2 separate regions of the Homo sapiens genome follow, and region 2 is linked to region 1. A link is an interaction called in ENCODE POLR2A ChIA-PET data of the cell type or tissue named here. Cell type or tissue: MCF 10A. All regions are shown on one strand. Links, peaks and the distances in the headings refer to the core of each region. The heading gives the core; the rest is flanking DNA. Region 1 overlaps ASAP2 (ArfGAP with SH3 domain, ankyrin repeat and PH domain 2). Region 2 overlaps ASAP2 (ArfGAP with SH3 domain, ankyrin repeat and PH domain 2).

The links. ChIA-PET counts read pairs that join two places held together with the same protein. Peaks named below come from ENCODE experiments on the same cell type or tissue, not always from the same donor. Only the 100,000 strongest peaks of a DNase experiment are listed, where the experiment ranks them.
Region 2: POLR2A ChIA-PET joins it to region 1 with 5 read pairs; 5 of 35 experiments call an interaction of 5 or more read pairs at or near these places.

Annotation. Positions count from the first base shown.
Region 1 is chr2:9,281,356-9,294,003 of GRCh38, reverse strand. All of the region lies in intron 2 of ASAP2 (ArfGAP with SH3 domain, ankyrin repeat and PH domain 2), which reads right to left. Among named protein-coding and RNA genes, the nearest start is that of ASAP2, 81 kb to the right of the region's middle. RefSeq lists an enhancer at 5,511-6,710. In MCF 10A, for the core only: no CTCF peak of the experiment used is centred there; DNase peaks (open chromatin) are centred at 5,603 and 6,133.
Region 2 is chr2:9,337,235-9,349,882 of GRCh38, reverse strand. It overlaps ASAP2 (ArfGAP with SH3 domain, ankyrin repeat and PH domain 2), which reads right to left. Exons shown (of 28, transcript NM_003887.3): 10 at 5,248-5,351; 11 at 5,083-5,152. Among named protein-coding and RNA genes, the nearest start is that of ITGB1BP1, 80 kb to the left of the region's middle. In MCF 10A, for the core only: no CTCF peak of the experiment used is centred there; no DNase peak of the experiment used is centred there.

The DNA of each region.
Region 1 (12,648 bases), core at 2,019-10,018:
AAAAAAATTCTTGTCCTTATACATCTTCTAAACGATGTATTGATCCCCAGCAACCCCAAGGTGATCAATTAGTTCTTTGGCTCATCATCACCATCATCATCTCATGGATTTACGTTTACAGTGCTTTCATCCACTGCAATCAGCACTGTCTTCTGATGCTCACACTGTACCAGTTGAGGTCAGTGGGAATCTTTGTGCACTGGCCTAGTTGGGGATTTTTAGATGTATTTTTCATCCTGCAAATGAACTTGAAGCTTCCTGCTGAAGCCCATAAGCCCCGTGTCTTCCTCTAACACCTAGCACGGTGCCCACCACGACAACAGCCATCCCTCCATGATTAACATGGCACTGACTGACCCACTGCTGCAGATCACCCCAAGGTGAAGATTTTCCTACTAGAGAACAGAAAATCATTCAGTGCCTTTGTTTTTCTTTTGCCAAAAACAACCTTAAAACAGGAACCTAAAATAAATAGCTTGGGAATAAAGTTTCTGGAAAGATCTCAAACTGGGTCTATCAGCTTTTATTTACAGAATTGTGAAAGCTGTTCTTCTAAAAAGAGCTCACACTCTCACCTCCCCCTTGTTCAAATGTATCTTAAACTCTAATTCTCATTAATGATCCAGATCCAATAATCACTGACCTGGGAGGGACTTTGGAAAATAAGAATCTGAGTCACAGAGACCATGCTAGGACAAGACTTCGTTTCTTCTCAATTCTAAGCCATCACCCCTTTATCTCCCCCACCTCACTGCACGAAACCCATCAATCCCTGCAAAAGGATGAACTGAGAGACTCTGGCAGAGAAATCGATCATGAAGCCAGCATGCATGTGTACATACAGAGTTTAGAGGCAATGACTAGGTTTTGTTGTGTGCTTTTTAGTTTACTGGATTCTGTTATTTAAAAAAACTGGTATCAAGGAGAAGGCCCAGTGCAAATTGTTTCAGCAAAAATTGCTGGATACAAAAAGGACAAGAATGGCTCCTTTGCGCCCCCTCTACGGGCCACACATGTAGATACGGCTCTTGACAGGTCAGTGTGGCCCACAGCACAGTGAGGAAGCAAGCCACCAACACAGCACTGCCAGAGGATGGGCGTCCCCCAGCCAACTCACCTTCAATCACCTCCTTTTTCATCTCAAACATAAAACTTACTATTTCCAGCCCGGCAACAGGGATGTGACGGTATGCTGGGGTGAGATACAAGGACACATATGCTCATGGCTGGGATGAATGCCTGGGGAAAGATATGTCAGTCTATGCACTGATCACTTACAATGCATCAGGCAATGTGCTAGGCGCTGAGGACTCAGATGGCAAGGAGACATTGAACTGGGGCTCCAAGGACAGGTAAGACTTGTCGAGTAGAGAAGGAGCAGATCACAGAAACAGACAGGCATTAGCCCCAGGGGAATACCAGGGAGTCCTATGTGTTCCCACTGTTAATACTTTCTCTGTTTTTCTTTTGTTTTTGTTTTTGTTTTGAGATAGAATCTCACTCTGTCACCCAGACTAGAGTGCAGTGGTGCAATCTCGGCTCACTGCAACCTCCAACTCCTGGGTTCAAGTGATTCTCCTGCCTCAGCCTCCCGAGTAGCTGAGACTACAGGCGCACACCACCACTTCTGGCTAATTTTTGTATTTTTAGTAGAGATGGGGTTTCACCATATTGGCCAGGCTGGTCTTGAACTCCTGATCTCATGATCCACCCTCCTCAGCCTCCCAAAGCCACCACGCCCAGCCTACTTTCTCTGTTTTAAAGCCCCTGTCTGCATCCAGCTCTCAACTCTCAAAATCGCCACAGGGCAGCACAGGTCTCATTGTCCCCACCTCCTCAGGGCTGCTATACTCACTGCTGAGTCCTTTCATTCCATGGATCCTGAAAGATGACCTAGTCTAAACATGGAAACCAAAGCTCAGAGAGGGTGATGACTTGCTCAAGGTCACACAGTGAGTTTGCAGCAGAGCTGGAACAAGAACTCGGGTTTCCTGACTCTGAGTCCAGTGCTCTTCCTCCCACAGCAAAAACCGTTTCTTCATTTGCTAATGACATTGTCGCTATCTTCAGCTCTTAGCCTAGATAAGAGCTAAGAGCTGAAGACAGCGACAATGTACAACCTTCCAGTCAAGTGCATGTACCATTAACCTGAACACCAAGTGCTGTCACCAGCATAACAGAACGAAGGCAGGGTGCACCAGCCTTATGGCTACCCAGCCCCAGCCTCCTTGCTGACCCAACAAAGACCCTCCAAACCCCTGCTCCAGGCCAGACCACAGGCCACTTGGGAATCAGGCAGAGGGAAAAGCACTTGCTGACACCCCACATTCCAACCTTCCATGCAGACAGCTCGGCGAAGGGAGCGTTTAAGGAGAGACATATGTTCTCTATGGCAGCAGCCTGGTGGAGACTCTCCCTAGACGGATGACATGACGATTACTACTCAAATGTGTGTCACGACACGAATGTTGTGATGTTGTGCACAACTCTGCACAGTGGAGACCATTTCCTCCGGCTGTCGGCTGTACATGCCACCTGTTTCCGACCTCACTTGTGGCGCATGATCTCATGGGAATGCAATTTCTTCAAATCAAACATCATCCCTGTTTCTTAACAGGGTCTCTACTTAGTGGACATCTCGTGAGAGAGAACCATTTTCAGAACTTTATTTCTAGAATCATCCCAACTAAACGGCTGAAAACATATTTTCATTTCCAATTTACTAATGTGTATCATTCTTCTGGATAATCCCACTTCCAGAAATCTATCCTAAGGAAATAATCAAGGTGATCAGAGATGTGTGTACAGAACATTTATAAAGAGTGAAAATTTAAAATGTGTTAAGTTCCAACAATATGAAAATGGTTAAATTAACAGTATTTCTACAAAATGGAATATTATGTTGGCTTTTAAAATCATGATATAGGAATATGGTAGGAGCAGAAAGCCAAGTTTAAAAAAGGGAGGACATAAAATTAGATATTTAGTCTCAATTTTGCAAAAAGTGAAATGTAGAGAGGAGGTTGAAAAGATAATACATCAAAATGCTAACAGTGGTGGGGAAAACTGAGCACTTGCTAGCAGTCAATAAACTGTCATATGCAAGGCTGTTATATACTAGGTCCCAGGCCAAGTGCTTTCTAGATGTTATTTTATTCTCCTCTGAGTGGACAAGGAAACAGACTGTCAGAGTGTGAACAAGCCCAGGATCCTGCAACTTCTAAGAGGCAGAGCTGTGTTCCAAGTCGCAGTGGGCCTCAGACCCAGCGCTCACCTGAGCCTCTGCTGGTTATAAAGATACTGAGATCCTGCCAGGCTCAAGACTTGCTTGCTTTAGTGCTTTTCTGAACTTTCCAAATTTTCTAAACTAAGCTTATCTTAGCTTTATAATAACAACGTAAGGAATAAATAAAACTTTAAAAAGAAATCTGAAGCACCAGCTCTAATGGCTAGATTGTTACAGTGCTCTGTGCCTGTGCCTATTAAGAACATTAGGCCAGGTGCAGTGGCTCACGCCTGTAATCCCAGCACTTTGGGAGGCCGAGATGGGCAGATCTCTTGAGGTCAGGAGTTCAAGACCAGCCTGGCCAACAGGGCGAAACCCAATCTTTAATAAAAATACAAAAATTAGCCAGGAGTGGTGGCAGGTGTCTGTAATCCCAGCTCCTCAGGAGGCTGAGGCATGAGAATCACTTCAACCCAGGAGGCAGAGGTTGCAGTGAGCCGAGATCGTGCCACTGTGCACTCCAGCCTGGGTGACACAGCGAGACTCCATCTCAAAAGAAAATAAATAAATAAATAAATAAATAACATTAGAATATGTCTTTCTCTCCCAAAGCTTTCCCTGGACAAGGTGACGGGAGGGACACAGCCTTCGGAACTGAGTATACCTGTATCATCTTTGACAAGACAGAAGTAGCCACAACCAGAAGGGGTTGAACAAGAATGTCCTCCCTATTCATAACCCCTGAGAGCTCCCGTGCAGGATGAGCAACTGGAAGGATGCCTCTCACCGGCTTCTTCCTGCCACTTCCTCCGCCTTCTCCAACACCCCGGGCTTGTTCCACTTTCAATACCCATTTCCATCATCTTTCCTAGGAAGTCCCTTGGAATGTGATTCCTCAAGAAACAGCCAGTCTTTGTGGATGGTACCCCAGGATGTATCTAGTCTGGTTGTGTTCAGCACAGGCAGCTAGCAATGGAGTTCACTAATCAGGCCAAGGTGTGCGCTATTAAAATACAAAACCTGTTGTCTATGATCATCCCATCCTCTTTGATCCTGCCTTATATTAATGATCCCATCCTTCCAGTGATGTTCAAATGAGTTCAAAGTCTGTGTGAATAACTAAACGTCACCCCAATGACCTCCCTGTGAAGCTCCTACTGCTTGTAGGAGTACACTTGGAAGGCAGGTGAGAGGGTGAAGAGTGGAGACTGGGCTACTGCATATTTTTTTTTATGTTGATGGTTTCTGTCCCTTTAGGCTTTAGAGTACAGAATGTATCCGCATTTACTTTTATTCATTCATTGTGTGCTTCCATTACGGGTCAAGAATATTTCTGGTTACTAAAGAATAAAATCCAATCACACTGAAAGTCTATTCTCCAGCAAGCACTAATGAACACAAAGATTCATCAAACAGAGCCCCTACCCTCAAGAAGCAAGCATCCAATAAGTGAGAAAGACTCAGCCCATCAGTTCAGTGCAGCGACACAAAGGCAAGAAACAAAATGAGCTCTGGGGAATTCAAGGCGCTTGGTGTGTCCAGAGCATGGGGAAGGGCTGGAGAGTCAGGCAGGAGCCAGAGATGAGGAACTTCATCCCAGGTAACGGAGAGCAGCCAAAAGGCTTCTAAGAGATCTGCATTCAAGAAAGATAATAAACCTTGGTACCTGCCAACACACAACTTAGCAAGACAAAGATAAACATGCGAAAACAATCCACTGTGATGTAAATTACACGAGGTGGAAACACAGCACTCTATGGGGAAAGGAGTACATTTTCTGGGGGCTGGTAACAGAAAAGGCTTCTTGGAGCAGATGACATTTAGAGGAATTTCCTCATTGAAAATGTAGTATGGCATGAGATTAAAACTGAGCTACCAGCTGCTTGACTCACCCTAGACTCTCCTTAACCAGAGAGCTGCTTCCCTCCTAGGGGTGCTCTGAGACCAAATCAGGGAAGGAGAAGGGGGTTGGAGGTGGTGGGAAGGGGGTTTCACTAAAAAACTTGCAGGGCTCTCCTTTAGCCTGGAGACAGGCTACCCCAAGGTGTCTGGGGTTCAAAGCCAAGAGGTGAATTCAACATTTGTTGTATGGGGAGTACAAGCTATTAGAAATTTTACTCCCAATTATATTCACATCCTTTAATGGAGGAAGAGTTCATGTTGGCAAAGCAATCTGACTCGCTACATTACAGAATGTGCATTTTGCCAGGGTAAGCAGCTTTCAGCCCTTCATTTTTGCCACGTCATACCCCATGACCCCACGCTCACCACAGTGATGACTTAAAAACACACGCTGCCCCCACCCAACTCCATGGAGGGCACAGCCCCTGGGAAGCAAGCTGACTCCTGTGGTTTCACGAGATCCTGGAGCCTCACCCTCAGGGACAAGCAGCCCTTGGAAAGTACATGGTCTCTAAAGCCTCAGATAGTAGCTACCATGAACACTGTGGAGATGACATACGTGTAGAAATATCTTTCATCCTTACAACTCTGCAGGATTTTACAGATGAGGAAACAGATGAAGTCATCGTGTTGATTTGGTAGAAGATTTAAGCTCAAGGTCTGAGCTTTTTTGCTTGGTAGGTTGGGTTTGCGGACAGGTTTATGGGGGTATGGGCATCCCAAACAGTGTATGCAAAATTATGTAAAGGTACCTTTTCCTGGAGGGATCATCCAAAACAGCCTTCTTATTTTTACTGATGTCTATGATAACCAAAAGATTAAAGAACCACTGATGAAACTGCAGCCCCATGTCTTACAGATGCATGCGGCCAGCAGGTTGGCCCACAGACTGGCTGACTATAAAAGCCAGCCAAATTAAATAGCAGATACCTCTGAACCAAAGTATGATTCATGCCAACACTTGGACGTTAGTTAAGTCACAGACCTCTGTGTTCCTTCAGAGGTACCCTCCTTCCATGACTAATGCAGTGGTCACTGCGGACAGGATTCCACAAGTCACCATCTAAATTCCAATCATTGTTGTTAGCCAGCAGCGGGGAGAAGGCTGGACTCCAGAGTCTCACAACTGGAAGACATCTCCAGGGCCTTCGAGCCCACGTCCTCACCTCCCTCTATAACTTCCTCAGAGACAGAGGCCGTCCACCCGCTGCAGGAACCTTCCAACCACCAGCTCGCCGCTCAGTCTGCTCACCCAGTTATCCTCTCCCTCATATCTGAGTCAAGGCTTGCTCTTGTGAAAGCCTCCTCTAGAGAGGAACAAATACTATGTCTACCTTCCTCAGCCAGAGAAAGCCCTTCATGTACGCCCTCTCCTGCCCCTTCCGAAACCAGGAGCCCCGCGTCCTTCAGATATCCGTCCTACAAGGAGGTTTCTCCATCCCTAAGGTTTTCAGGTTCTTCTTTAAATGCTGCTCTTACAACTAAATAATGAAACAACAACCTTATTTATAAGCACCAAAGACTTCACTGAGGTCATGTGTGGCTCACCTTTGGGGCATGTGCCACGTACTGGCTCACACTGACCCTGTAATCAACCAAAACCACCTGGAATTTTTCAGAAGGACTACGATGGCTCAGCCAGGTGGCACGTAGGGTGTTCCCCACGTTGCTGCTTGTTTTCTCCACCGTGTGCCCCCAGCAACTTCCCGCCTCAGCACCAGGCAGCATGCCGCAGCAGTCAGAAGCAGAGACGGGACGCTCACCTGGTTTTGAATCTCAGCTCCTCCAACTGTTGGCTAGATGACACTGGCAGATCACTACTCAGTGCCTCTGTGAGCTCATCTGTCAATGGACAGGACCCAACTCACAAGGCTGTAAGGATGGAATTCACATAAAGTTTTTATTTAGCTTTATAATACAAATATTCTAACAAATACCTCATGAGTATTTATTACCACTATGCTTCTACCCTCGTTTGTGAATATCAATAAAAATATTCTTTATCATCATTTATCATCTATTCCTTTTTAATCACACACGGTGTACATAAATTTTGCATCCTGAATTTTATTGCTGAAGATTTCATCACAAGCATTTCTCTTCCTGTTGCTGTATAAACATAATTCCAGCAAGCAGCTAAATCCTAATTCAGCTATATATAGGAGGCATCCAATTTCTCACTTTGATAAGCAGTGCAACAACAAAGTGAACATCTTTGTGCATGGATCTCCTTCCACAAAAAGATTGTTATTTTTCTTGATGTGTACCACCAAACTGCTTTCCAGAAACTCTGCGTGCATGTTTTCAGTGCCACAACAATGGAGCAGAGTACTAGTTACTGTAAGCTTGCCAAACAGTAAAGATTATTCTGATTTTGTTATTTTCTCATGTAACAGGTAGAAATCAGATACAGTATATATATATATATTTTTTTTTTTCCTTTTTTAAAAAAAATCCTTTTCCTTTTTTTCTGTTTTGGAGACAGGGTCTCACTCTGTCACCCAGGATGAAGTGCAGTGGTGCAGTTTCAGCTCACTGCAGCCTCAACCTCCCAGGTTCATGTAATCTTCCTGCCTCACCCTCCCAAACAGCTGGGACTACAGGCATACACCATCATGCCCAGCTAATTTTTGTATTTTTTTGTAGAGGCAGGGTTTCGCCATGTTGCCTAGGCTGGTCTTCAACTCCTGAGCTCAAGCGATCCATCTGCCTCAGCCTCCCAAAGTGCTAGGATTACAGGCGTGAGTCACCGTGCCCAGCCAGTATCTTCTTAATGCACAGTGAAACTTCATTTCCTCAACTATTATATATATTTGTTCTGAACTGCCCTGTTCTAATTGATAATATCTACAATAGAAATAGTTTTCTGTATGAATTTGAAGTGTATTTTAATATCATATTCCAATTAACACTGCAAACAACAGGCAGGAACACACACACAAAGTTGTTGTATTCTCATTTTCTTTTGTATGTGGGAGATGGTAAGGATTTGAGGGAAAATCAGCATTTCTTTGTACTTTCAAGAATGTGATAATTTTCTAGGATATTCTGATTGAGGGTAGGAATATCACTCTCGATAAGAATGTTCTAACAAGTCCTTATGACAGAATAATTCTAGAGAAGTGAAAATGAAAATCTTCTGTTGCTTCCTTCTTGATAGAGATGAATTTTTCCACCCACTGATATGTCAAACAGCTAAAAATGTTAGCTTCAACTTCCTGGGGTGTGGAAGGAACACCTTTGGGCTGAGCCAGAGCTTGGGAAATTTTAGACAAGTAAGAGTTTAAAATAAATAAGCAATCCATCACTGAGTGGCAAACAGTTTCTCATAAATCATTATGACAACTGCTTTTGGAAACCCAAGCTAAGACTCTCCAGAAAATACAGCTGGCTGGGTTGCCATCATTTTGAAGACTGGGAGCAAACATAATGCACTGACTATTGTGGAAGAAGACTACTGTTTTGTATACACGTGGGACATGCAGATACCCTTTTGTCCCAGTTCAGTGTTTGAAGTGGGGATGGGGGGTTCTGAGGTAGGATTCTCAAAGTCCAGTGCCGTCACCTGGGAGCTTTTTCAATTAGCAAATAAAATACTCAGGCTCCAACCCTGACCTGCTGAACCAGAAACTCAATCCCTATTTTAACAAGACCCCGGGGTATTCTGATACTCTCTCCAGTTTATAACCACTGCTCTAATGCAGGGATTCAAAAACTTTTTCCTAGAAAGTCAGAGAGTAAATATTTAAGCAGGGCACTAACCCCATCATGAGGGCCCCACTCTCATGCCCTCATCTAAAGCTAATTACTTCCCAAAGGCCCCATCTCCAGAGACCATCACACTGTGGGTTGCTGAGGCAATACTGAGGTTATTGTGCAGGTAACGATGGTAAGAAACCATTCTTAGCTTTCAGGCTGTGAAAACACAGGTGTCTGGCCACAGTTTTCCAGCCTCCATTGTAAGGCATCTTAAATCTTCCTTCTACATAAATCCATATAAATCCTCAAAGAATAGAATACAGGGCCTGTCGTAACACACACCACTTACATCTAAAATTGTAAGTTCACCCCTCCTACACTAAGAAAGCAGTGTAAGTACATACAGCAGGAACCTGATAATGTATAAACACTCAGTATTTACTGGGCACCTATTACCCGCCCACACCCATGGCAGCCACTGCAAGGAACACACAGGAGGTATGTCACAGCTGTCACACTTACCACGTGTATGTCCAGAACCATGCATGGCACTTTTTCATGTTATCTCACTTAATCTTCACTAGCAATCCTATGACCTATTAAATTCCCATTTTACACATGAGGAAATTGAGGCTCAGAAAGGTAAAATAATCGTCCTAATGTCACAGGCTTTTTGAGTGGCATTGCTAGCTTTTAATCAAGGGTTCTTGGATTCTAATACCTACGTCTTCTTTATCCTAAATGACACCATCTCCCAGAATTGGTCTTTCACCTCAAGGGCTTCTAATTAACTGAGAAAAGATCAACAGATACAAAACTACTAGAGAACAATCAGGAGCAATATTTAAAGTGTTAACAGTGCCTGCATGTTAGGTACCCTTTAATTTGTAGCTGAACAAAACAGTGGAAACTGATTCAACCTCCAAATCCTAAGAATTCAGGAGAGGTGTGGTAGACAGAATAACGTCTCCTCCACCACCAGATGCCCACCTCCTAATCCCTGGAACTTGTGAGTACGTTATGCTACTTGGCAAAGAGGAATTGAAATTGTGGATGAAATACAGTTGCTAATCAGCTGAACTTGAGATGGGGAGATTATCTGGATTATCTGGATGAGGCCAATGTCATCACAAGGGTCCTTATATGTAGAAGAGGGAGGCAGAAGAGTCAGTGTTTGCTATGGGACTGAATTGCGTCCCTTCCCCCAGATTCATATATTAAAGCCCTAATCCCCAAGGCAATGGTGTCTGGAGATGGGGCCATCGGGAAGCATAATAATTAGGTTTAGATGAGGTCAAGTGGGTGAGGCCCTCCTGATGGCATTAGGGTCCTTATAAGAGGAGAAAGTGGACATCTTGCTTTCTCTCGCTGCCATGTGAGGGTACAGGGAGAAGGCAGCTGTCTGCAAGCCAGGAAGGAGAGGAGAGCCCTCACCAGAACCCATCCACACTGACACCCTGATCTTGGACTTCCCAGCCCCCAGGCCTGTGAGAAAATAAATTTCTGTTGTTTAACCCACCAATCTATGGTATTTTGTTATAGCAGCCCGAGCCATCTAAGTGTCAGAGCAATGCAGTGTGAGAAAGACACCACCGGCCATGACCAGCTTTGAAGATGGAAGGGAGCCGTGAGCTAAGGAATGCAGGTGGCCTCTAGGAGCAGGAAAAGGACACCGATTTCCCCTGAAGCCTCAGGGAAGGAGCCCTGTTAACATCTTCATTTTAGCCCAGTGAGACCCATGTCGGGTTTCCCATGGCCGAACTGAAAGATAACTTTGTGCCATTTTAAGCCAACTCATTTTATGGTAATTTGTTACAACAGCAATAAGAAACTATTACAGGGAGGCCGAGGCTGGTGGATCACTTGAGGTCAGAAGCTCGAGATCAGCCTAGCCAGCATGATGAAAACCCATCTCCACTAAAATTACAAAAATTAGTTGGGTGTGGTGGTAGACACCTGTAATCCCAGCTACTTGGGAGGCTGAGGCAGGAAAATCACTTGAACCCAGGAGGCGGAGGCTGCAGTGAGCCGAGATCATGCCACTGCACTCCAGCCTGGGCAACAGAGTGAAGCACCATCTCAAAAAAAGAGAGGAAAAAAAAAAGAATCTATTACAAGAGAGTCAAAGAGGGCTACGCTGAAGTCAAAGAGAGCTAAGGCTTGATGAAAATGGGTGGGGAAGCAAGGGCAGGTCCCCTGCAGGTGACTGGGATGGGGGAGTCCGTTTACAGACTGGGTGGGGCTGTGCAAAGACACAGAAGTACAGCTGGCACACACTCAGGAAGCAGTGACAGGCCAGCAGCCTGCAGTGAGGGACACTGGTACAGAGATGGGTCAAATGGGGCCAATCTGTGACAAATCAGGAAAGCAGGCAGGAAATCTTGGTCCCAAAGAAATTAAGAAACATGAGACAAGACAAGGAATATGGCAGTATGAAGCATAAATGCTAATTTATTCTCACTGTTCTTTCAATCGTACATAAAATGAGCGCTCTTCCTATACAGGAATTGCCTTTGGTCTTTATTCTCGTGATCAAAACACTATGGGGACTTCTCCTTTGGAACCAGCTGCCTTCAGAGCCCATGACTGTAGTTACAGTGCACCGAAGCCAACTGTGGTCGCTGGCACTCAGTCCCTTCTTGAATATGCCTGACTTATTTCTGACATCTAGTTCTAAAAAAATTTAATCTATCCTTAGACTTCTCTACTAAATATATGCAAAAGAACGTGCTACTAAAAGCAGTTCTAAAGAGTTCTAAAGACACTGTGAATGATGTCATCAACATGACAGGAGAAAGTATCACGTTTCCTCAGGTGACTTCTTTGCAGTAGACAACGCTTGTTCCGAAATAAAGATTTCAGGATCAGGCTCTGGTTTTAGGACTTAGGACTTTTCAGGACTCAGACTCATGACCTTAGAATAACTCAAACTTGGCATGACATAATAGATGGCTAAAGGATGACAAAAATAGGAGACCCCCTCCAAGGTCACATGCCAGGCTGTTATGTGCGGGGCCTCAAAAAGGACATGAGCCCAAGGAGCTACGTTAAAATCCCAGCCCTGTCACTGTAGAGCTTTGTGACTTTGAACAAACTTCTCAACTTCCTTGGACCTCAGTTTTCTTTCATAAAGTGGCAAATGCTATTTTAAGCAAACAGCAGAGCATGAGCAGAGGGAAGAAGGCATAAAACGTGGCTCTCTGGGGAAAACTGCAAGTTATTTCAAAGAAGGGCACAGAGGAGTCCAGGTGGGGAGGGTCGGGACAGGTGGCCTGAGTCCAGGCAATGCACAAGAGCTCGGAACTCATCTGGTGCTCTGCAGTATTTACTCACCTGAGGCTCACAGTGGGGTGATCAGGGGAGGCAGTGACAGTTTCATCGACAGATGAATTGGGAAAGGGTTAAGAACGATAACCACTCACAATCCACATTACTAGCACATTAAAATCTTTGGATGGATCTGTGGTAAGAGAACCATCTTTATCCCAATTGCCCTAAAATTCTGAAGCCCACAGAGGCCTTCCTTCTCTCTCCCATGCTCTGGAACTGACTTCCACGAACTTCAAAGAGGGTGATGAAAAAATGCTATAGAGTTTTAGGCAGAGAAGTAACACCAGTGGGGTTGCATTTTAGCAAACGACGCTTGGGGGTGGTTAGAAATAGGAATGAGGTTTGTGGTACACGCTCAGCAATATAGGTCAGCATGGCAAATTAGACAGAGGTGCTGTTAAATTCCTGCAGGCCAGCTTCCTGACACCGAAGCACTAGCGCCTTCTCCCTTCAAATGCAGGGCTGTTTATAAGCTGTACTGCCAGCCACTG
Region 2 (12,648 bases), core at 300-8,299, 58 kb before region 1:
AATTTGGGATTAATCCAGATACATACACATATGCATCTACACCTGGACAGACCTGTGAAACCCTCAAGCACTTACAGGCCCAGCAGCTTCCTTCCAGTAAGTCTACAGAGTTAGGGTGGGAGAGTTGAACCCATCCTTGCAGCGTGAAGGATTTGGGTTAATAAATGTAAGTTTGGACTAGTGAAAGTCAGATAAAGTCAGATAAACAGGGTTGTACTAGACTCTCCTGGTTCGTGGCTGTGTTGGTCTTTTCCTCTACAGGTTAGTCAGATATTCTCCATAATCTGTAGATATCTCAGAGAATTCCTGGATCGTCAGAAATCAGTATTAGAAGATACCAAGCTCTGCCTAATCTTGTAAATCTGGACACTTTCAAGTGAAAGCACCACTGATCGTGGATTGTTACCAATCGGATTACCTAACTTATCCAGGAACCAATACAGCAAATGATCTATTTCTAGAAACATGGTTACAAAACATGTATGCAACCAAGTACTTTAACACGGGTGTACACCCACCCATACGTAGCCTGTGTCTATTCTGTTACCTCCCTGTGATGACACAACTGTACACGTGCAAATTTTAGGGCTACTTCCAAATTGTGGGGTCTTAGATATAGGAATAACTCCTATATCTAAGGTTTGTGTGCTTTGATAAATACAGAAGCACCTTCATGGACAAAATAATGACTTTGAATAACAATAGCTACATTTACTCAGCTATTTTTATTATATACCTATACAAGGCAGGCACTGTTCTAAACATTTTTCATGAAATAATTCATTTAATTTTCCTAACTGCCCTTTGAGGTAGGAACTACACCAATTTTGTAGCTAAAGACACTGGCCCGGACAGACCAAATAATCTGGTTGAGGTTATACAGCTAGGGAGCGGGGAAGCTAGGATTCCAACAAGTCAGGCTGGCTCCAGGGCTCGGGGCTCAACTGCCACCCTCCCTGTCCTCGACGTGGGTATCCATGGAAGGCGGTTGCTTGCCTGGACTTATCTTTAAGAGCAGCAAAGAACCACAACTTAAATTACTACAACTCATTCTCCCTCCCCACCTCCACCTTGCAGTCTTCCTTTTTCCCTGTGATACGGGGAAAGGTGTTCGTTCTTAACTACTATCAAAGATAGATTTCTCACTTCGCAGCATACCACAAAATAGAGAAAAATATTCAGCACCTTTGTTTGAAGTAGGAATAATTTATGAAGACATAAATGTGCCTACATATTAAAAAATGACAACCATAAGAATGGGTCCACAAAACACACAAGTTGATCTTAAGCAATATCACCAGCAGTTCTGTTTTACATTAATAACTGTTTGCTATTCAGGTTAAATATTAAGTACATAGATTAAGTATTAGCAAACAGTAAAGCTATTAGAAAAATTTATGGGAGAAAATTCTATCCATTAAAATCCTTCCCTGTTGCAATTTGGAAAAATACAGTGTCACCTGGGCGCAGTAGCTCACGCCTGTAATCCCAGCACTTTGGGAGGCTGAGGCAGGTAGATCACCTGAGATCAGGAGTTCCAGATCAGCCTGACCTGGCTGATTTAGTAGAGATTTTTAGTCTCTACTAAAAATACAAAAATTAGCTGGGCATGGTGGCATGCACCTGCAGTCCCAGCTACTTGGGAGGCTGAGGCAGGAGAACTGCTTGAACCCAGGAGGCAGAGGTCACAGTGAGCCATCCAGCCTGGGCAACACAGCGAGACTCCGTCTCAAAAAGAAAAAAACAAACAAACAAACAAACAAACAGACAAAAAAGTGTCATCAGTTAATTGAGATACAGAACGGTTTCATCTAATTCACAAAATACCAGTATTTTCTTGAGAATTTAATTTGAGAAGCCCTAGTTTAGTAGAAAACTTGGGAAGGAATGGTAAAAAAAAGATGCAACAGCTTTAGAGTTTGCCATGCAGGCAGAGATTATCAGTGATTCTCCATTCTAATCGTGCCGTTCTATTTTTTCCCGATTTGTCAGGCTTTTAGAAGGAAGGTGTTTTCTTCTTTCTTCATGACTGATCATTTTTTAAAATTTTAGATTGTGTAAGAGCCAGTGGACATTCCTTCCAGTGTAACACAGTCCCCAGCCCTCAGTGGTGTGGCAATCCTGCGAATCTGGCAAAGAGGATATCTAATTAGAGTTATTTTGTCTCAAGGATCACTTCTTCCTAGGGCCAGAAAACAGACTTGGCTAAGAAGGAAATTCAACTCGGGCTTTGAACGAATCTCCCGGATGTTATCCTCAATCCTCTGCTCCAATCAGAATACAACAACTTCATTTCCCAGAGGCTGCCAGCTTCCTGGGAAGGGTTTTCCTACCAGTGTAAATACACCCTGTGTGCTTCCATTTCTTAAAGACCTGCTTCGCAGCTATGTGCCAGGCTCTGCTCTTAGACTTCCACTTAATCAAGTCTTTGGAAATGTGCCCTTTTTTCCTGACTGTAAACGAGCACACTCAGGAGCTGCTGGCCAAACAGGTGAGCTGCACAAGAAATCAAGTCAAAACCAAACCAAACCAAAAGGGCATCTCTCAATTCTCTTTCTTGGTATGGGTGAACTCACTTCCCCACATGCAACCTCTCTGTAGACGCAGTCATACAGAGGGGTCCTCTGGATTCTGACTTCCAGAGCACGCAGGGAAATAGGGAAAAGGTGAGAAAAGGAACACTCAGCCACTGAACGGAGGGCTGGAAAACTACTTTATTTTTCTGCATGGCAGCGAGGAAGTGAATCAAGACAGCCCCACCTACCACCCCTGCAGGATGTAGGCGGCGATGGCTGCTAAAGGCAGGAGGAGACCTCTGGAAGTGGAGATTCCCTGGAGAGGGTTTTCCCCTCCAAACACAAAGCACCTATTAAATATGCACACGCTGTGTGACAAGCTGAGTTCTCAGCATCCCAGTAATGCCGGTTATAACCGTACTATCTGCCAAAAACTGGGGCAACCCATCCAAATTTAAAGACAACTAAGCCTCCACATCTTTTGAGAGGAAGCTCAAGCTATGGAAGTGACTCGAAGTGAAGTTTATGCTGTCAGCAAAGGATTACCAGACCTGTTTTCCAGCTGCCATGGAAAGAGCCACTCACTGGCTTAAGCTGAGGCCTGGATCTAGGGGAACTCTCAATGAAGCAAATATGCCCCTTGACTTCAGAGCTGTAAAAGCATGAACTAGAACTTAGTTGTATGACAGTTTCTGCACTGAGGCAGTCAATCGGAGTTCAAACAAACAGCGAGTGGACACCAATTCGAAAGCAAACCACAGAACCACAGGTGTTGAGATCTGGAAGGTATTTAGAAGGGTGCCTAGTCTCATCTAATCTAACATTCCTAATATTAAAGACAGTGATAGCTGGATAAATTTGCTTCCCTTGGTCTACAGAACTCATACCCTCACATCCACGCATGGAAAGAATGGCTTTTTTTTTTTTTTTTGAGATGGAGTCTTGCTCTGTCTCCCAGGCTGGAGTGCAGTGGCGTGATATCGGCTCACCACAAACTCTGCCTCCTGCGTTTAAGCAATTCTCCTGCCTCAAGCAATTCTCTCCTCCCAAGTTGCTGGGATACAGGCATGCACCACCATGCCTGGCTAATTTTTGCATTTTTAGTAAAGACAGGATTTTTGCCATGTTGGCCAGGCTGGCCTCGAACCTGACCTCAGCTGATCTGCCCGCCTCGGCCTCCCTAAGCGCTAGGATTACAGGCTTGAGCCACTGCACCTGCCCATAATGTCCCATTAAGATCCATACTGCATGGCCCTGGGGTCGCGGGGGCAGGGGGAGTACGGTGGTGATCACATGACCAGTGAAAGCTGGGTTTTGAAAATAGAAAATGACCTTCATTTCCAAGTTCAGAGACACATTCAAACCCCTAGACCAGAGGTCACCGAGAATCCCTCCACTGGGTATATACTATTCTAGCTCCTCTCTCCCTTTCTAAATCGAAGTTGGCAAAAACAAAGGCACCCCCAGAGGAACACAATCCTTGCTGCTGTGACATGCTTCGGCTGGGGTTTTACTCTATTCCCTTATGAACCTCAGGGCCGTTTCTCTGGACCCCATGTTGAGTGATGACATTTCTATAGGGGCCAGAAAAGCCCCTCTGAGCTCCTGCCCAGCTCTGCCTTCACCAGGGACTGGAGGGACAAGGGGCAGGAAAGACGGTTACTATCATCCACTCACACGCCCAAGGCTGCTGGCTTGCATGCACTACTAGGCCTCTGCTTGGGGAATGGGAATGCAAACAACCCTCAGCATCTCTCTAGCAACAAAAAGGCAACGACCTCGGCCTTGAGATGTTACCAAAGCTGTCTACCAGCCCATGTGGTTATCACCAGCTCTAGTCATGCCAGGTGAGGCAATAGTATGTATAACGCTGCCATGGAAAGAACAGTGTGGTGTGCAGGGCTGTGTCTGTGATCCAAGTTCCTGGCCTCTGAAAGCTAGATTGGTAAGGAACTTTATCCTGACCGGCTTTTCATAAGCTCAACATAGAGGGCTCCGTTTTTTCTTGCATAGACTCTGATAAACAGGATGATGGAAAGAGGCCTTAAAGTTGGGCACCATATGTTAAGATTTCAATAATAAAATCACTGAGATGTCTTTTCTCATGGATTTCTGGTCCCCAGAGTCCTGCCCATTTTTTTCTCTTAATGGAAAAGTAGAAATCTTCCTAAGTGAGATGTTTGATTTCCAGAGACAAAGAGAGCTGGGGGAGCAGTTTGCTGTTCTGTGCTTTCTGGAGTCACAGGCTTCTAAATAAAGACAACCTGGCTTATCAGTTACTCCTGACTCTGCTAGGGAGTGGAAGATAACAAGGACAAGACTCCATCTGGCTAAAATAAAAAATAAAAATTAAAATTAAAATTAAAAAAAAAAAAACATAAACAGGCTGCAGGTGCACCAAATCAAGACGGAGGCCAGCAAGCGTTTCTGACAGGGAAATTCTCTAAGACACATCCTTAATACCATCACACACGGAGAACAACTCCTGCCCTCTAACTTCAGAAAGTCCTCCAACACCAACCTCACCTAATACAGCAGACACCATGGATTAAAAGAGAATACTTACGGTACCATGGGATATGGTCAGAAAACCATTTTTAACTGAACATTTCCTTTTCTGCCACACTTTTCGGATCCTTGTGGATAAGTGGGAGAAACAATAAGAGTTTAGACATTTTGGACACAAGATAACGAACGTACATTTAAACTCTAGCCACACCCCCTCACGTACCCGTCACTCTTCTTGTAGAGGCTGCCGTTCCGCTCGGTCCCATGTTCCTTGTTTCCCTGAGGCTGATGTAAGCTATAAGCTGTGCTCTGACGAATTTGGGAGTCCTAAAAAATGGTGAAGAGTGTGTTTTTAATCTTGTCCAGGTCCTAATTTTTAGAAAAGCAGTACACAAAGGAAACTTATGCCTAATGTGTTTTTTTTTTAACAACAACAAAAATTGGAGAAATTTCCCTTTCTCAACACAGCAAAAAAGGGACATCAGATTCTGCTCTAGGAACTGATAAATGCCATCTATCAGGCTGGAGAAGGAAATGTCAGGAAACCAATATTCCCAAACTGGCTGAAGGAATGAGCCCTGGAAGTTTCCAGGTTTTATTTCATTACGAGCCTTAACCCCCTGACAGTGACATGAGGCTCCCACTACGGCCACAGTAGCCCTCGAGGAGGGAGGTGATGCAGTGAGTGGAAAGGCAGGGGTTTCCAAGCAAAACGACAAAACCAGCTTTCTGTCCCTTACTACAGAACCATCACATAAGCTCTCAGCCTCAGTTCCCTTCTTGGGCAATAAGAAAAGAATACCCAGTAAGGCCAATAAACAGTAAGGACTCAATAGGATCACACATGTGAACATCAACAAGTATTGCAAAAATCTTCACTTCCTCCCTCCACCAATCTTGAGTAAGGGGGGTCTGACCCTGACCAAGGGAGCTTAATCATAGGTAAACCATCCACATGGTCAGCTGAGAATCTGATTGAATCTACCACAGTTGGGAAATTCCAGCCTATCAGCTTCTTAGGGTAAGCGAGGACTAGCAATGAACACCCAGGGCCCAAGTCCAGTGTCTGGCATCCAACAGGTGGCTCAACTGGTGTTTAACAAATGATATCAGGCTGGGCGCAGTGGCTTATGCCTGTAATCCCAACATCTGGGGAGACCAAGGTGGGCGGATGGCTTGAGCCCAGGAGTTCAAGACCAGCTTAGGCAACATAGCAAGACCTCGTTTCTACAAAAAATACAAAAATTAGCTAGGTATGGTGGCAGGCGCTGGTAGTCCCAGGTATGCGGGAGGCTGAAGCAGGAGGACTGCTTGAGCCTGGGAGATCGAGGTTGCAGTGAGTCATGATAGCACCACTGCACTCCAACCTCAGTGACAGAGCGAGACCTTGTCTCAAAAAAACAAAAACCAAACAAAACAAACAGTAGCAGACACTCTGAGTTGAGAGTAGGAGGCCACCAGTGCCAGTGCAGGAAATTCTATTTCCCTGAGACTTAAAGGAAACGAGAGGGGAGCAAGATGTGAACCAAGTGTTCACAGGTCAACCAGGAAAGGGCCGAGGGCTGCTCGTAGGTGTTTAATGAGAACGCCTATCCAGTTCATTCCATAATGGGAGAAACAGGGACACAATGAAAATAAGTGGTTTGCTCCAGGTGCAGAGCTCCTTAAAGCAAGAGCAGAGAGTGGAATGGAATCCTGCCTTCCACTCTGAGGCTCCTTCCATTACACCATCTTCTTTCCCCACAGAACATCCTCAGAGTCTAGGGCCACTCTCATCATTGCCACTGAGCAGCTCACCATCCTTGGAGAACGAAGCACATCCCCAAACGATGAAAGAACTAACGCAGGAAAATCAGTGTGATGGAAGCTGAGAACAAGAGCACTCAGGAACTGAAGAGTCAAAGGGAGAAAAGCACAGGAAAAAGCGAGTTTTAAACATGAAGGCAAGAACTGGCACAGAATCAGGGTAGGATCTTCAAGGCAAAGTGGATAGTACACAGAAGACACAGGGAGGTCACGGTCACGTGGTCAGCACCCAGGGAAGCTAGACAAATACTGCATCTGAGGCAGTAAGGCCCAGGGGTGGACAAGACGGGCTGGAGTCAGAGTTTCGACTGCATCCCAAGGCACAGGCAGCCTCTTGGATTTCTGAGTTTGAAAAAAGATTCTGAAGCACAAAACTTTTTAATTTTAATGAAGTCCCATTTACCTACTGTTTCATTTGTCACTTGTACTGTAAGGGTGCTATCTAAGAAACTATTGCCTAATCCAAGGTCATGAAGATTTATACTTATAAATCTCTTCCAAGAGGTTTATAGTCTCAGCTCTCATTTAGCTCTTTGACTCATTTTGAATTAATTGTGATTATGGTGTGAGGTAAGGGACCAAGTTCCTTCTTTGCTTGTGGCTATCCAGCTGCCCCAGCACAATTTGTTGAAAAGACTACTCCTTCTCCATTGCCTTGGCACCCTTGTTAAAAATAAATCATCTCTAAATGTAAGGATTTATTTCTGGACTCTCAGCTCTATTTCATTGGTCTATATGTCTCTCCTTATGCCAGTACCACACTGTCTTGATTATTACAGCTTTGTGGTAAGTTCAGAAATCAGGAAATGTGAATCCTCCAACTTTGTTCTTCTTTTTCAGGATTGTTTTGACGATTCTGGGTCCTTTGCGTTTCCACATGAACTTCAGGATCAGCTTGTCAATTTCTGCACAAAGGCAGCTGGGATTTCTGATGGGGACTGCACTGAATGTGTAGATCAATTAGGGGAGTACTGTTATCTTCACAATAAGTCTTCCAACCCATGCACATGAGTGTCTAGCACTGACTTTTTAAACTCTGCCAAAAAAGAAAAACCAAAAAACTCCACGTGAGCAATCAGTAACATGCGGAGGCACTCTCCATTACTGAACTGACAACCAACCCTGAAACAAGCAGAGCCCAGGAGGGGAGAAATGAACTCATTTCCACAGAAAGTTCACACAGCACTTGAGCCTCTGGATAAACTAGGGCACACACGCATTCATGGGATGAGGATGGTCCCAGCTTCCACATTTTCTCAGAAGGGCGGAACATCGGCACCAAAATTTAGAGCAAATCCAGCTTTCAACGTTGCTGAGAACAATGCTGTGGAAGGAATGTGGAGAAATACTGCTCACCTGTACAGCGTCTCTGTGAAAGACTAAAAATAAACCTGTCAGGAGACTCAACTGCACAACCAAGAAATACGTCTATTGATTTGGGGGAGAAAAAAAGCCCTGCACAAAGTAAGTGGTGAAATCATGTGACAACACCGCTAACACTGTTCGTGCCGCGCATATTAATCAGAGCGATTTTCAGGTCTCACGAACAGGATAAGGGACATTCTTCTCAACAGAATCAGACCCTATGCCAGAAGGTGACAATGAAATCACCCTGTTTTATTCTTTTCTTTAGGCCAATTGAAGCATGCAGGCAAATCTGAATTAAGCTGGCCTATTAAACTTCACATTTGTAAAAAAGAGGAATATAATCTGTTTAACATAAAATTGAAACTGTTTTAGTGCGAATTACTTCAGTATCCTCTAGGTGACTCCCAGGCGACCCCGTAACAATAGCCTTTGTTAGCCTGTACAAAACGCCTGACCAGGTGAAGGCCTGACAGAGAAAACCGGCCCTTTCACATGACCAAGGTTCTGACTTTTAGAATACTATGCAAGGAAAAAGAACCTCTCCTTCTGGAGAGAAGAATAACATAAAAAGTAAGAGAGGCCAGGGCGGTCCATGTTGCCCCAATTCCTGGAGACTCCAATGTACTCTCCACTTTCCTAAGAGAGACGAAGACAACCTAAACTCGACTGACAAAGCCTCAACGTGCAGGGACTGTTTGTGTGCCTGAGTATGCAGGGTAGGTGGGCACTTGGTGGAACCTCAAAAGGCTTTCATGAAATTCTATCAGTGTCCAACATCCTCTGTCCTGTGACACCCAGACAAGTTCTCAGAGCTCAGGCATCATCCTTGATCTTAACTTTTCTGTGGCCCTATGAAGTATTAGCCATTGGGTCTGGCCAACACAGAATCTGCCCAGATGACCAGTAGAATCCTTGAGCTGTCTAAGACTCTAAAGACTCTAGGATAGCTTAAAAACTGACATTTTGCCCACTTCTTAGAAAGTCAGTGTCCAGACAATTCCTGTGATTGACAAGCTTGTCGAGGAGTCATTTTTGGAAGCTTAAAATTTCTCTGCCCAGGAGGGCTGTGATGTCCAATTCATTCCCCCATCTTCTGAAGATATGACAGGTATGTCCACCCACATGGGCACAACTGGGAGCTGGAAGCCTTGCTGAGCCAAGCACTGAGCCATGGTCTAAGAACAATGCTTTCAAATATCGTTACCACCTATTCTCCATTATTTAAGGGTAATTTTTAAAAGACTCCGGAGAACCAGTTTGACATGGAATAGATCAGGGTCAAATCCTGGCTCTGATGCCACTGTGTGAGCCCAGCAAGGGCACTTATCCTCTCTCTCTCACAGAATAAAGTTGCAGACATGGCTGGCCGGGCGCGGTGGCTCATGCCTGTAATCCCAGCACTTTGGGAGGCGGAGGCGGGCAGATCACGAGGTCAGGAGCTCGAGACCAGCCTGGCCAACATGGTGAAACCCCGTCTCTACTAAAACTACAAAAATTAGCCAGGCGTGGTGGCGCGTACCTGTAATCCCAGCTAATTGGGAGGCTGAGACAGAAGAATCACTTGAACCCAGGAGGCAGAGGTTACAGTGAGCCAAGATTGCACCACTGCACTCCAGCCTAGACGACAGAGGGAGATTCTGTCTCAAACAAACAAACAAAAAGCTGCAGACATGGGCAAACATTGCCTACCCTGTAAAGTGGCTTGTAAGGATCGTTGGCCACACTTGTAAAGTGCCTGGAAAACCTGAAAAGTGAGGTAAACAGGAAATGCCCTGCAATGGATAGGAACAGGTCCCTCCTCCCCTAGAGTGAATGTGGAATGTGACGCAGGCTGGACACAGAGAGGTGGGTGAGAGGCAGGTGAGGCTGGAAGGCCTGGGTCAGGAGTAAGAGGAGAAGCCTAGAGCTGGGTATGACAGCATCTTGAGTCAGATAGTGAAGAAGGAAGAGGGGCAAGAGCCATGAAGACATAGGGCCAGAGGACGGACCAACAAGGAGGCTAAGGGATATGTCACACACAACGACAGCAGCAGTATCCATTCCTGTTGAACCTCTAAGAGCGCGACACCATGAGGGAAGGGAATTTGGTCACTACGGTATCTTTACCACCTAGGAGCTCAGTATTTGTTGAATGAACTATTAAGATAGTTTATTAATATTTATTAAGATTATTAATAAATAATTTTACTATTATTAAGATAATATGGTAAGTGCTCTACAGAAATTATCTCTTAGATCTCCTGAAAACTCTGAGGTTGGCTGTATTATTCCTATTTGACAGACGGGGAGACCATGACATGGAGAGGTCCAGGAACCTGCCCAGTGTCACAGGGCAGGGTAGGAAGTGGGAGACCCAGGATTCAAATGCCAAGATCCATGCTCTTCTGCTCTGCTAGACAGCTCCCCAGGCAACCCCGTCCTAGTCAGAAGCTGTCCTCTCCACCAGCCTCACCTGCTGGGACTCTGCTAACTCCTGCCCCGTCCCCAGTTTTTTGTTTTTGTTTTGGAGATGAGGTCATGCTCTGCTGCCCAGGCTGGAGTGCAGCAGTGCGATTTTGGCTCACTGCAACCTCCACCTCCCAGGCTCAAGGGATCCTCTCACCTCAGCCTCCCGGGTAGCTGGGACTACACGTGCATGTCACTACAACTGGCCAATTTTTTTGACTTTTGGTAGAGATGGAATCTCACTATGTTGGCCAGGATGGTCTTGAACTCCTGGACTCAAGCAATCCACCTGCCTTGGCCTCCCAAAGTGCTGGGACTATAGCTGTGAGCCACCATGCCTGGCCTGCCAACTCCTAATCATCCTTCTAAGCTCCATCCCAGGTATCACAGCCTTTGGGAAGTCATCCCTGATGGCACCTGCCCAGCCCGCACTGGGCAGACACTGCTTCCTGGAGCTGATGTCCACGAGTGCTCTCATTACACTGCACCCCAATTGCTTCTCTGTCCCCACCCCCAGAGCATGATCCCCTGAAGAGATGATAACCTGATCCATCTTGTTCTGTTGTGTTTGTGGAGTGCTGGCTTAGGGTAACAGTGGAAGAAAGGGTAGCTGGATGTGTGAATCAACAAACGAGTCCTCCACTGAGGGTGACATGGAGGCCAGAGCCAGGCTACCTAGCAGCTTGGCAGGAGAGGCAGGCAGGTGGCCCCTGGCAGAGATCTCTGTGATGAAGGCCAGATTTGGGCATGTAAGATACGCGAACCCAGAGGCAGAAGAAAATTATGGCTGTGGTGGACCTTGGCTGCCTGGGTGGCACAAACTGTTCTATCACATCCTACTAGACAGGATGCTTGAAAAAGAGGGAGCAAGAGAAAGAGAGAGAGAGAGAGATAGAGACAGACAGAGAGAGATAGACAGACACAGACAGACAGAGAGAGAGAGAGAGAGCAACCATACTTGAGATCTGCAGAGTGGAAAACCATGGTGGTTTCAGCACTCAGACCTGTGAGACCATGCCCCAGAGCCTGATCCTCCCCATAGAAGCACACAAGTCTGGGTTCTCCACATCAAACAGCAGAGAGAGCCTGCACACAAGTGATGAGGCTTTGGGACTCCGCCAGCACCCCAACAGGGTCCATCCTGGCAGAACACCATCGGATGGACGACGTGGGATGGGGAAGGCAGGAGGCGAGGCTGACGGGGAGAGAGCTCAACCAAAGATGAGCAGTGCCAACGAGTTTAACTGTGTAAATAGGATCTTCTCCAAAAATCAAACACTATGGTACATAGTTCGATCCTCATTGTATAATATTGCACTATGGGTGGTCACTGCACAATTTTTCAACTTTTCTCCAAGTATGAAAACCTTCACAAAGAAAAATAATGGAAATACCAAAGAGTAGTATTCTCCTTACAGAGAGCAGAAAATATCAAGAACAAAACATGAATGGCCAGTGATTGGGAGGTGTGAGGTCACCGGGACCAGAACGGCACAAGCTCCACACTAAAACAAAGCTGCAGGGTCACAAGGAAACAGCAGCACGAAGCTACCACACTGGAATGGCCACTCTTCATTCCTTCAATAACTGATGCTTGGGATTTACAGGAAGAGAATGAGGAGCACTGGCTTCTACCAACCATCAAGGCAGTTTCTTTGGGGCATGTTACTTAATTTCTATCAACTGTTATTACACAGGGAGGGTTAGAATTTTTATAACACTGAATAAAAATCCTCTTAACACCTTCAGTTGTCTAAGTCACAGAAGAAAATCCAACCAAAGGGAATGACGGCCTAAACAATAATGACCAAATGATCAATTCTTATTGCAAATTTGAGGTATACAAGATGGAACCCCCATCATAAAAATCATTTTAAAACAGAAAATTTAGCATTTTCACATCTGCTTATTACTTGCAACTGTGTTCAAAGATTGTCCAACTTGCTGAATGCCATCACCTAAAAGCAACGCAGAGCATGATACACAGAAAACACAACACGCCCAC